Linked DNA regions of Homo sapiens: region 2 is linked to region 1. A link is an interaction called in ENCODE POLR2A ChIA-PET data of the cell type or tissue named here. Cell type or tissue: GM12878. All regions are shown on one strand. Links, peaks and the distances in the headings refer to the core of each region. The heading gives the core; the rest is flanking DNA. Region 1 overlaps CYB5B (cytochrome b5 type B). Region 2 overlaps TERF2 (telomeric repeat binding factor 2).

Evidence for each region. Peaks named below come from ENCODE experiments on the same cell type or tissue, not always from the same donor. Only the 100,000 strongest peaks of a DNase experiment are listed, where the experiment ranks them.
Region 2: POLR2A ChIA-PET joins it to region 1 with 6 read pairs; 14 of 35 experiments call an interaction of 5 or more read pairs at or near these places.

Annotation. Positions count from the first base shown.
Region 1 is chr16:69,431,192-69,439,003 of GRCh38, forward strand. All of the region lies in intron 1 of CYB5B (cytochrome b5 type B), which reads left to right. Among named protein-coding and RNA genes, the nearest start is that of CYB5B, 10 kb to the left of the region's middle. RefSeq lists a silencer at 5,335-5,384. In GM12878, for the core only: no CTCF peak of the experiment used is centred there; no DNase peak of the experiment used is centred there; H3K27ac peaks cover 471 bases.
Region 2 is chr16:69,378,815-69,382,814 of GRCh38, forward strand. The region is part of intron 3 of TERF2 (telomeric repeat binding factor 2); the gene reads right to left. Among named protein-coding and RNA genes, the nearest start is that of TERF2, 5.2 kb to the right of the region's middle. In GM12878, for the core only: no CTCF peak of the experiment used is centred there; no DNase peak of the experiment used is centred there.

The sequences.
Region 1 (7,812 bases), core at 1,986-5,985:
TTAGGTAGGCTGGTCTCGAACTCCTGACCTCAAGTGATCTGCCCACCTTGGCCTCCCAAAGTGCTGGGATTACAGGTGTGAGCCACGGCACCGGCCTATATGTGTTTTTAGAAACTGTCACCATAAATGAGAATATTACTTTAGGAACCATCTCATAAATGGGATAACATTTTATTAACCCAACAAATATTTGTTAAGTTCTATATAGTAGTAGGCCCTGGTGGTGTATAAAAATAAACATAAACATGGAACCCCAGCCTGGGCGACAGAGTGAGATTCTGTCTTAAAAACAAAACAAAGCTGGGTGCAGTGGCTCACGCCTGTAATCCCAGCACTTTGGGAAGCCAAGGTGGACAGATCACTTGAGCTCAGGAGTTTGAGACCAGCCTAGGCAACATGGCAAAACCCCATCTCTACAAAAAATACGAAAATTAGACGAGCATGGTGGCATGAGCCTGTAGTCCCAGCTCCTCAGGAGGCAGGGGTGGGAGAAGGGCTTGAGGCCAGGACATCGAGGCTGCAGTGAGCCGAGATAGCACTACTGCACTCCAGCCTGGGTGACAGCGAGACCCTGTCTCCAAACAAACAAAACGAAAATATCCCATGATACTGCCTTCTTGAAGCTACCATTCTAGAGGAGTCAAAACAAAAACAGACAGATGAAATAATTTTAAATTATGGCACTTTTATGAAGAAAACAAATGAGTTGAGAAAGAAAAATCAGGAAAGATTTAATTTAATAAGAGTGATCTGGGAAAGCCTCTGTGAGAAGATAACATTTAATTGAGCTGATGGTCATGAACCTGATTTGGAAAGAATACAGAAAAGAGCATTCCAGCAGCATTTGAAGTCAAGCAAGAGTTTGGCACATTAGTGGGACTGAAAGAAGCTGTGTCTATAGTGAATGAAGGACAAGAATGGCCAGAGAGCTAGGCGGGACCCAGGACATGCAAGGTCTGGTAGGTAGTTTGGATTTGATCCAAAAGGTAATAGAAAACCACTGACATGTTTGAAGATGAGGGATGACATTGAAGCAATTTACAGACAGTCCCTGACTTACTAGGGCTTGACTTAAAATTTTTTGACTTTACCATGGTGTGAAAGTGATATGTGAGTACTCATACAAGCATTCTGTTTTTCACTTTCAGTATGGTATTCAATAAATTACATGAAATAGTCAGCACTTTATTGTAAGATAGGCTTCATGTTAGATGATTTTGCCCAACTGTAGGCTAACGTAAATGTTCTGAACACATTTAAGTTAGGGTAGGCTAAACTCTTTCAATCCCAATAATTTGTTTGAATACTACATCTTCCGTGCATATACTTATATGTGCAAACATGTATATACTTATATATACAAATATGTACAAATATATACAGAAATAGAGTCATAGTATTCTATTAGTTGATTTGCCCTCGTAGTCGTCATAGTATTTATTGAGTGCTTATTATTCTAAGTGCTTTACATGTAATTTCTCTTTTAAGCCTCCCAACAACCTGTTTTAGAGGTGAGAAAACAGGAGCAGAGGAGTAACTTTCACAGAGTCATAAAGTTAGGTGGCACAGGTGAGATTTGAAATCAAGCACTGTGACCCTATAGCCTGTACTCCTTTTTTTTTTGAGACAGAGTCTCGTTCTATCACCCAGGCTGGAGTGCAATGGCGCGATCTCAGCCCACTGCAACTTCCACCTCCCGGGTTCAAGCGATTCTCCCTGCCTCAGCCTCCTGAGTAGCTGGGATTACAGGCACCTGCCACCACATCTGGCTAATTTTTGTAGTTTTAATAGAGACGGGGTTTTGCCGTGTTGGCCGGGCTGGTCTCAAACTACTGACCTCAGGTGATCCGCCTGCCTCAGCCTCCCAAAGTGCTGGGATTACAGGCCTGAGCCACCATGCCCGGCCTGTGGCCTGTACTCTTAACCGTACCCTAGGATCTGCCTCAATGTTTTTCATGGCTGCAGAGTATGGAATTAGGTCTGTTTTATAGCTTTGTTCACATTTTAAATATAATTTGGAAGGATTGGGAATGTGGTATAGGGAAGTTAGAACAGATACCCCTTTCCTGGAACCTAGGTAATTTTTTTCATTTTTTAAGTAGGTCAAACAGGTATATAGTAAAAAGCCACCTTCCCCTCTGCCCAGTTTCACTGCCTCCTAAAGTTAACTCCCATTGTTTGTGTATCCCTCTAGTTTCTTTTTGCCTGTACAAGCCAAAGTGAATGTAGTTTCTCTTTTTTTACACAAAAGATAACATACTATGCACACTCATCTGTGTCTTGCCTTTTTCACTTAACTGTGTATCTCAGGGATCTTTCCATAGCAATAACTGGCATCCCTCCTCCTCCTTCACCACAGCTGCATAGGATTTATTATATGGATCATTATTTAAGCAGTATCCTATTGATAAACATTTGGGTTTTTCAATATTTTGCTGTCACATTTTTTTCTCTAAATCAACTTAATTGAAATCAAATGTAGGGACAATAAAATGTACAGATTTTGAATGTAGAGTTCAGTGAGTTTTGACAAATGTCTCATCTGTATAATCACCATCACAATCAATATACGGTCATGGGTCACTTCACAATGAGGGTGCATTCTGAGAACTGCATCATTAGTTGATTTTACCCCTTCACAAACATCATAGAGTATATTTACACAAACCTAGGTAGTATAGCCTGCTACACACCTTAGCTGTACGGTATAGTCTCTTGTTCCTAGGCTATAAACCTGTACAAACCTGTAGGCAGTTGTGACACAGTAACAAGTATTTGTGCATCTAAACATAGAAAAGGTGCAATAAAAATATGGTATTATAATCTTATGGGACCACCATCATATATATGGTCCATTGTTGACCATATTATGTGGCACATAACTGTAGAACATTTCTACCAGTGTTGTCCCCATACACACTCATTTTATTTCTAACACTATAGTACGTACTCTTCTGTCTAGCTTCTTTTGCTCAGTATATCTGTGAGATTCATCTATTTTTTCTGTGTTATCAGTGATTTGTAACTTATGATTTCATTGTGTGAACATACCAAAATTTGTTTATCCATTCACTTGTTGATTGACATTTGGGTTGTCTCCAGTTTGGGGCTGTTATGAATAAAACTGCTAGGAACTGTCATGTACAAATCTTTGTGTGGACATATGATTTTATTCCTCCTGGGCAAATACCTAGTAGTAAAATTGCTAGGAGTGAGATTACTAGGTTATATGTCTGTTTAACTTTTTAAGCAACTGCCAGAGCATTTTCCAAAGTGTTTATATAATTTTATACTCCCACCACAATGTAGGTTTTCCAGTTTCTTCACATCTTCATTGATACATTGTATTTGTCAGTTATTTTACTTTTAACCATTCTAATGGGTGTGTGGTTGGCCAGGTGCTGTGGCTCACGCCTGTAATCCCAGCCCTTTGGGAGGCTGAGGTGGGCAGATCACGAGGTCAGCAGATCGAGACCAGCCTGGCCAACATAGTGAAACCCCATCTCTTCTAAAAATACAAAGTTAGCCACGTGTGGTGGCAGGTGCCTGTAGTCCCAGCTACTTGGGAGGCTGAGGCAGGAGAATCGCTTGAACCCGGGAGGTGGAGGTTGCAGTGAGCTGAGATCGCGCCACTGCACTCCAACCTGGGTGACAGAGCAAGACTTCATCTCAAAAAAAAAAAAAAAAAAATCATTGTAATGGGTGTGTAATGGTATATAATTGTGGTTTTAACTTGCATTTTCCTGATGACTAATGATGTTGTATCTTTCCATGGGCTTATTGGCCATTTATATATGCCTTTTTATGAAGTATCTGGTCTTGCCCTTTGTAAAATTGGGTTGTTTGTTATTTTTGACTTGAAAGCATTTTTTTCTAGTGGCTGGGTATTAGCTTTGGGGTCCAAGTGTCTGGTTGAGCTTTCTACTTTACCACTTAATAGTTGTGGAACCTTGTGGAAATAAGCTCTGTAAAGGCCCTTTTCCCTCTGTAAAATGGAGATAATAGCACATACTTCACAGGGTAGTTGTGGTTGTGACAAGTAATTTAAATAATGCATATATAGACTTATTATGGCATACTACCTGGCTTAAAGAGCTCAATAAGTGTTAGTGATTATTTTTGTTTTTAATACAAAATTGCATTTAATACAAAATTGCATTGTTTCCTGCAGCATCTTTTGAGTACCAAGTGGCAAGTGCTTTGAAGGATTGAAAGGTAAATTAGATGACTTGGATTTGCAGGGAAGATCTGTGCCCAAGTAATTCTTGTGTGAGGTATAGAGTGGCCTTGCCTGAGAATGCAGGCTCTATTTGGTACAATCCCAGGGTATTTCTTGAAAGCTTTGGCATTTGACTAATAATTCCTACTGTACTTCTCCAAGGCTGGTCAAAAGAAAGTTGATTGTTGCCTGTCCAGTGGAATTAACATTATAATTAAATTTAATTAATTAATTTATTTGTTTTTGAGACGGACTCTCACTGTGTCTCCCAGGCTGGAGTGCAGTGGCGCGGTCTCAGCTCATTACAACCTCTGCCTCCCGGGTTCAAGCAATTCTTCTGCCTCAGCCTCCCGAGTACCTGGGATTACAGGTACCCGCCACCACACCTGGCTAATTTTTTGTGTTTTTAATAGAGACAGGGTTTCCCCATGTTGGTCAGGCTGGTCTCAAACTCCTGACCTCAGGTGATCCTCCTGGCTCAGCCTCCCAAATGCTGGGATTACAGAAGCGAGCCACTGTGCCTGGCCTAACATTATAATTTTATAGAAAGAATGCTCTCTGCCAAGAGTGGTTCCAAGTGGTTAGTTCTAGGGAAGGTGAGAAATAAGATGAGGCAGAATTTAACCTCTATCACTGCCCAGGTGAGGTGACCTGATCAAGGAATCTACTTTCATTTATTTATTCATTTTGCCCGGGGGCATGGCATGCACTCACATGTGTGTTCGCGCTTGTGAGCAGTGTGTGTGCTCACTCCCAGCTCCCATTATGTTCCAGGCACCATGCTGTGTTCTAAAACAGCCATGAATGGGACAGGCGTGGTCTCTGTTCCCGATGGAGTTTATCTAGTCTGATGGAGAAGAAAGATATTAAATAAATAATTGCAATTGTGATACATAAATATCATGAAGGTACATATGGCATTGTGAGAATCAGTGCAGTGGGACCCCGTCTGGGGGGATAAGGATGTCAAGTTATGTTTGGATCTGCAGACCTGAACTTCAGACCCTGCCAAGGTTACACCATTCCTGGCAGCCAGCTGGTTTGCCTCTCTTAGGTGACAGCCTTTTCTTATCAGGCTCATTCTAACCCAAATGCAAATACCTATAGACCTGCACCGTTTCCTCCTGTTCACCCCCCAGGTCTGTTATCTTTCTCTGCCCTGCAGACTGTTTTTTAGGAAGTAGTTTTTGTCTTCTCTAAAATTTTAACCTCCATGTTTTATTTTGATGAGGTAATGTGTTTGGCTAGAGGACCCCCTTTTCATCACTAGGCCTAATTTTGCACTTCCTCAATCTTAATGTTTCTGGATTTCATTTTCCATGTCAGGTGATCTCTAGTATATCTCCATTGTTATATTTTTATTACATCACTATGGAATTTCCACCTACAGATAATTTGTGTAATTTTTTTTCCAACAAGATTTTTATTCTGTAACTGCCATTCTTCACATTCTCCTCTATTCTGCCCATCAGTCCCCTATTTCCATAGAATTAGTAATCTGGAAGTATTATTTTCCATAAGGAATTTGTCCTCTTCTTTGTTGAAACATAGATTTTCTGTCTGCTCTCCAAAAATACTTAGTAAAGTAAATGAACTTAAGGAAAAGTCAGTAGATTTCCCCTACTATCACATATTCTTTGGACAGTTGAACTGGATAAAATTTTTCACAAGAGGACATTACACAATTTCCTTTGTAGCTGTAAAGTATTTCACTTGATTATTATTGCTTGATTTAGACAGAAATGAATAGATCACAATCATTGTTTCATCTTTTTTGGCAGTTTATAATTTCGGTTGCAGTATAGTTTATTTGAAACATTTCATTTGTAATATTGTGTAACTGCGTACATAATATTAATATTAAGTAGACAAAGAGTCCATTAGTGTTAAAGTACAAAGGCTATTCAGGTTGGAAGAATGTTTTTTTGCAAATTCACAAGAGGTTTAAATACAAAGCAAATCCTAGAAAAAAATGGGAAATATCTACTGTCTTACTAGGTTTACTTAATAAAAAGTAGGGAGGAATTTTTGAGTGTCTAGTAGATTTGAATAGTACAGACAACTAATCTAGACTACTGAGCATAACCCCCCCAATACACTTCTATCTTGTTTTGTTAGGATTCAGACAAAAGCACATTTTTAGTTTATATTAATTATAGATATATAAACCTAACTTTACTCTTTCTTTTATTGTGGTGAAATATAGATAACAAAATTTGCCATTTTAACCATTTTTAGTTGTATAATTCAGTGGCGTTAATTACGTTTACACTGTTATGCAGTCATCACCACCATCTATTTCCAAAACTTTTTCGTTACCACTCCAAACAGAAACTCTAACCATCAAGCCATAACTCCGTATTCCTCTCCCCAAACTCAAGCTAACCTCTCATCTACTTTCTGTCTCTATTGAATTTGCCTGTTCTAGGTACCCCATATAAATGGAATCAAATAATATTTGTCATTTTGTATTTGGCTTCTTTCACTTAGCATAATGTGTTTTGTTTTATTTTTATTTACCATTTTATTAATTGTTAAGCATACAGTTCAATGGCATTAAGTACATTCATGTTGCTGTGCAATCATCAGTACCATCTATCTCCAGAATTTTTCATTACTCCAAACTGAAACTCTGTACTTATTAAATAACTCCCTATTTCCCCCTCTTCCCAGCCTCTGGTAATCACAGTTCTATTTTTTGTTTTTATCAATTTGACTACTCTAGAATATAAATGGAATCAACAATATTTGTCCAGTTGTATCTGGCTTATTTTACTTAGCATAATGTCTTCAAGGTTCATTCATGTTGTAGTATGTATCAGAATTTCATTCATTTTTAAGGCTGAATAATATTTTATGTATATACCACATTTTGTGTATCTATTCATCTGTTTATAGGCATGGGTTGTCTACCATTTGGCTGTTGTGGACAATGCTGCAGTGAACATTGGTGTACAAGTATCTGTGTGAATCTGTTTTTAATTCATTTGGACATATCTAACAGTGGAATTGTTGGGTCATATGGAAATTCTATGTTTGGCTTTTTGAGGAACCTCCAAACTGTTTCCCACAGCAGCTGCACTATTTTATATTCCCACCAGCAATGTACAAAGATCCCATTTTTCGATTTTTTTTTTTTAATTGTAGCCATCCTAGCAGGTGTAAAGTGGTGTCTCGTTATGGTTTGATTTTCATTTCTTTTTTTTTTGGTGTGGGGAGTCCCTTTCTGACAGAATTCATTTCCTGAATGACTACTGATATTGCACATCTTTTCATCTTCTTATTGGTCATTTGTGTATTTACTTTGAAGAAATGTCTACTAGAGTTCTTTGCCTTTTTGTAAATTTGAATGTGAGAAGGAGAGAGAGCGAGAGAGCTCTTTGCCCACTTTTAAATTGGAGTGTCTTTATTGTTAGGTTACAGTTCTTTATATATTCTGGATATTAATTCTTGATCAGATATATGATTTGCAAATATTTTCTCACATTTGGTAGATTGTCTTTTTACTCTTGATGTCCTTTGATGCTCAAAAGTTTTTATTCTGATGGAGTCCAATTTATCTGTTTTTTTTTGTTGTTGCCCATGCTTTTGGT
Region 2 (4,000 bases), core at 1-4,000, 54 kb before region 1:
TTGGAACACATATCCTTCTATATTTAATGTGTGAAGCAAGAAAGGAAATATGAATGCTTTCAAATTGAAATGAAGAAGTCTGCTTCAAAGGTTGTGCTATGAGCTTATCTTTTAAAACTATGTATTAATTTCCTGTGGGGGGGGGGAAATTAAAAAGATGAATCACTGCTTTTTCACTTGGCAGTTCCCAGAAGTAAGTATAGTTTCTTCTCTTACGTATTTGTTAAGGTTTCTAGGGTATAAGCAATATCAATGGTCTCTGGATAAGTTAAATAAAAGGGAAATTCCAAGCACAGATTTTCAAAATAGGTAAGGTAGGTTTATGTTGGGAAGAAATGCCAGAAAGCACATTTATTAACAAAGGAAGAGAAGAAGACCAAACTCACAGAACTGAAGAATAAAGAAGCAGATGCAAAAAGAAGCAAGGCTGTTCTGGGAAGCAGCAATGTTTAAAAAGCCTCAACAAATATTTTTGTTTCAAATGTAAAGTTCTAACAGAGTGTATCTGATATACAAGCACCCCAAATGGGGTAAGGCCCTCAAAGAACATCAAGCTGCTGTTGCCAAAGCTGCAGGGGACAATGCCGCATAGTAAAAAGCAACATATAAATGCTTCAAGGACATGCTATACGTGTTGCTACCCCTTGTTCTCTAAAGAAACCTAACAGATCAATCTCTCCTTTAGTTATGAGGAGAAAACAAATATAGTCTTGATATAATTAACAGCTTGCAGAAGCAGGTCTCAAATTTTTGGTCTCAGGATTCTTTTATATTCTTCTTAAAACGTTACTGCAGACCCTCAAAGAGCTTTCTGTTTATGTAGGTTATATTTGCTGATATTCACTGTATTAGAAACATAAATCAGAAAATTTTAAATATTTATTAATTCATTAGAAAATAACAATAAACTAATTACAAGGTAACATAAATAACATCCTTATGAAAAATTACGGCATTTACTAAGATAAAAGTTTAATGAGAAGGGTGACATTTGTTTTTCATTTTGAAAATCTCTTTAATATCTGGTTTAATATAGACGATAGCTGGATGCTCATAACTGCTTCTGTATTTAATCTGTTGTGATGTGTTATTTTGGTAGAGTGGGGTTTTTTTTTGAGACAGAGTTTTGCTCTGTCACCCAGGCTGGAGTGCAGTGATGTGATCTCAGCTCACTGCAGCCTCCTCGCCTCCTGGGTTCAAGCGATTCTCATGCCTCAGCCTCCCGAGTAGCTGGGATTACAGGCTCGGGCCACACACCCGGCTAATTTTTGTATTTTTGGTAGAGACAGGGTTTCACCATACTGGCCAGCCTAGTCTCAAACTTCTGACCTCAAGTGATCCACCCGTCTTAGCCTCCCAAAGTGCTGAGATTACAGGTGTGAGCCACCATGCCCTACCCTTGGTTAAGGCATTTTTAAAAATCTGGCTTTATACACATACGAAGCTGAAAATGGAGGAGTATTTTAATAGCTTTTTCAGAAAACTGTGGCTATTCTTGTTTGATTCTACACGAAACTGCAGTAAGTAAACTTTTCTTAATCTGTCACATTAAAATCCATCAGTCAGCTGGGCGCAGTGGCTCACTCCTGTAATCCCAGCACTTTGGGAGGCCAAGGCGGGTGGATCATGAGGTCAGGAGTGCAAGACCAGCCTGGCCAAGATGGTGAAACCCATTTCTAATAATAATACAAAAATTAGCCAGGGGTGGTGGTGGGCGCCTGTAATAACAGCTACTTGGGAGGCTGAGGTGTAGAACTGCTTGAACCCAGGAGGCGGAGCTTGCAGTAAGCCGAGATCACGCCACTATACTCCAGCCTGGGCGACAGAGAGAGACTACGTCTAAAAAAAAAAAAAAAATCCATCAGTCTATCTTGTAGTTTAAATAGATCTTTCATCCATGGATGACTTCATAACATCATGCATTGGTCATCTGGAAAATACTGGTTCACTGAGTTATGAAGATCTTCAAATATTGACACATTCATTAATTTTTTTTTTTTTTTTTCTGAGATGGAGTCTCACTGTTTCCCAGGCTGGAGTGCAGTGGTGTGATCTCGGCTCACGGCAACCTCCTCCTCCCGGGTTCAAGCAATTCTCCTGCCTCAGTCTCCCGAGTAGCTGGGATTACAGGTGCCCACCACCACGCCTGGCTAATTTTTTTTGTATTTTTAGTAGAGACGAGGTTTCACTATGTTGGCCAGGCTGGTCTCAAACTCCTGACCTCAGGTGATCTACCTGCCTTGGCCTCCCAAAGTGCTGGGATTACAGGCGTGAGCCACCGCGCCCAGCCTAAAAAATATTTTTTAAATGTCAGTTGTTAATATTACCAATCTTCAGAAAAGACTAAGTATTGGGAAGCTATCAAGCACATGAATACAAGTTTTCCAAAATTCTGTTTTTCACTAGAAAGCTTAAACTTTATCACTGGCAACAAATACTGTCACTTGTTTTATGTGACAGGTTTGCTTTACTCATTCTCAAGAAAATGACTGCCAAATACCCAAGTGTGAACAACTGTAATTTGTCAGTTGTTCTTCAGGTAAAATAGTATTCCATAAAAAAGCAGCTAGTTCAGCATGCAACTCTAATAATAACACAAGTGCTTTTCCTGGTAACCATCATGTTTTGGTATGCAGCAGAAACATTTTAGTCATACTTCCTCTTATTTTTTTTTTTTTCTTTTTTGACAGGGTCTTCACTCTGTCGTCCAGGCTCGAGTACAGAGGTATGATATCAGCTTACTGCAACCTCCACCTCCCAGGCTCAGGTGATCCTTCTGCCTCAGCCTCCCAAGTAGCTGACACCACAGGTGCACACCACCACACCCAGCTAATTTTTTGTATTTTTGTAGAGACAGGGTTTCACTATGTTACCCAGGCTGGTCTGGAACTCCTAGGCTCAAGCGATCCACTCACGTCAGCCTCCCAAAGTGCTAGGATTACAGGTATGAGCTACTGCACCTGGCCCATACTTTCTATTTCAACACACAAAATCCTGAAAAGATGTTTACTCAAGGCTCTAGAGTTAATAAAATTCATCCAGTTTTTGCTGCTTTACCAAAGACATTCTTTTTTAAATTTTTTTTTAATGGGAGTTCTGAGCTTTTAAACAACTGTGACTAACATTCTTAATTAAAATTGGTAGTTTTAAAAAAAATTGTGGCAGTGAAGAATACAATGACTACTAGTACAATTACTACCATCTTGATCACGCTAAGGAATCACCCATTTTACTCATCCTTGCTTTTGTACCATCAATGCAAATGCCAATGCATTGAAAAAGTCAAATAATGTTTTGGTTCTGCTTATGAAAACAGTTTTGACCTCATGGCTTCTCTGAAAGGGTCCTGGGGACCTCCAGAGATCCCTAGACCATGCACTGAGGGTTCTAACTTAACAAATAACTTACTTGATAAACTTTGCGAAAGATTCAATATACTTTTAAATAAATTGTTTTGGCACTTTACAAAGCTTAAATGCATGAGCAAGGCTCACTGAACCTAGGCGTCTGTAGAATTTTCCCGATCATTAACAGATTCCGTGACTGTAAATGAGAAACTTTTACAAAGTAAATTGAAGAGATGGATGAAATAATATCATTTAACAACTAGGAGATCAAGGTAATTGTGGTTGCCAACCTCAAAGGCAGCCCCCAATGCGCCTCACCTCTTGCGGAGTCCCATTCACACTCTACCAGAGTGAGTCTAGTCTGTATGACCAAGAGCATATGGTGGAAGTGATAATGTGTCACTTCCAAGATTAGACTCTACAAGAATGAGACTTCTGCCTTGGGTTCTTGCTCTCTTGCATGATTTGCTGTAGGAAAACAAAGCTGCCATGTTGCAAGCAGCCTTATCTGTGAAGAGGCCAGGAGCTGAAGTGTCCAGCCAACAGCCAGTAGGAAAGTGAGTCTTGTTAACAACTATGTGAGTAGGGAAGCAGTTGAGTCTTGAAATGACTGCAAACCTAGCTGACAGCTTGACTGTAACCTCATGAGAAAC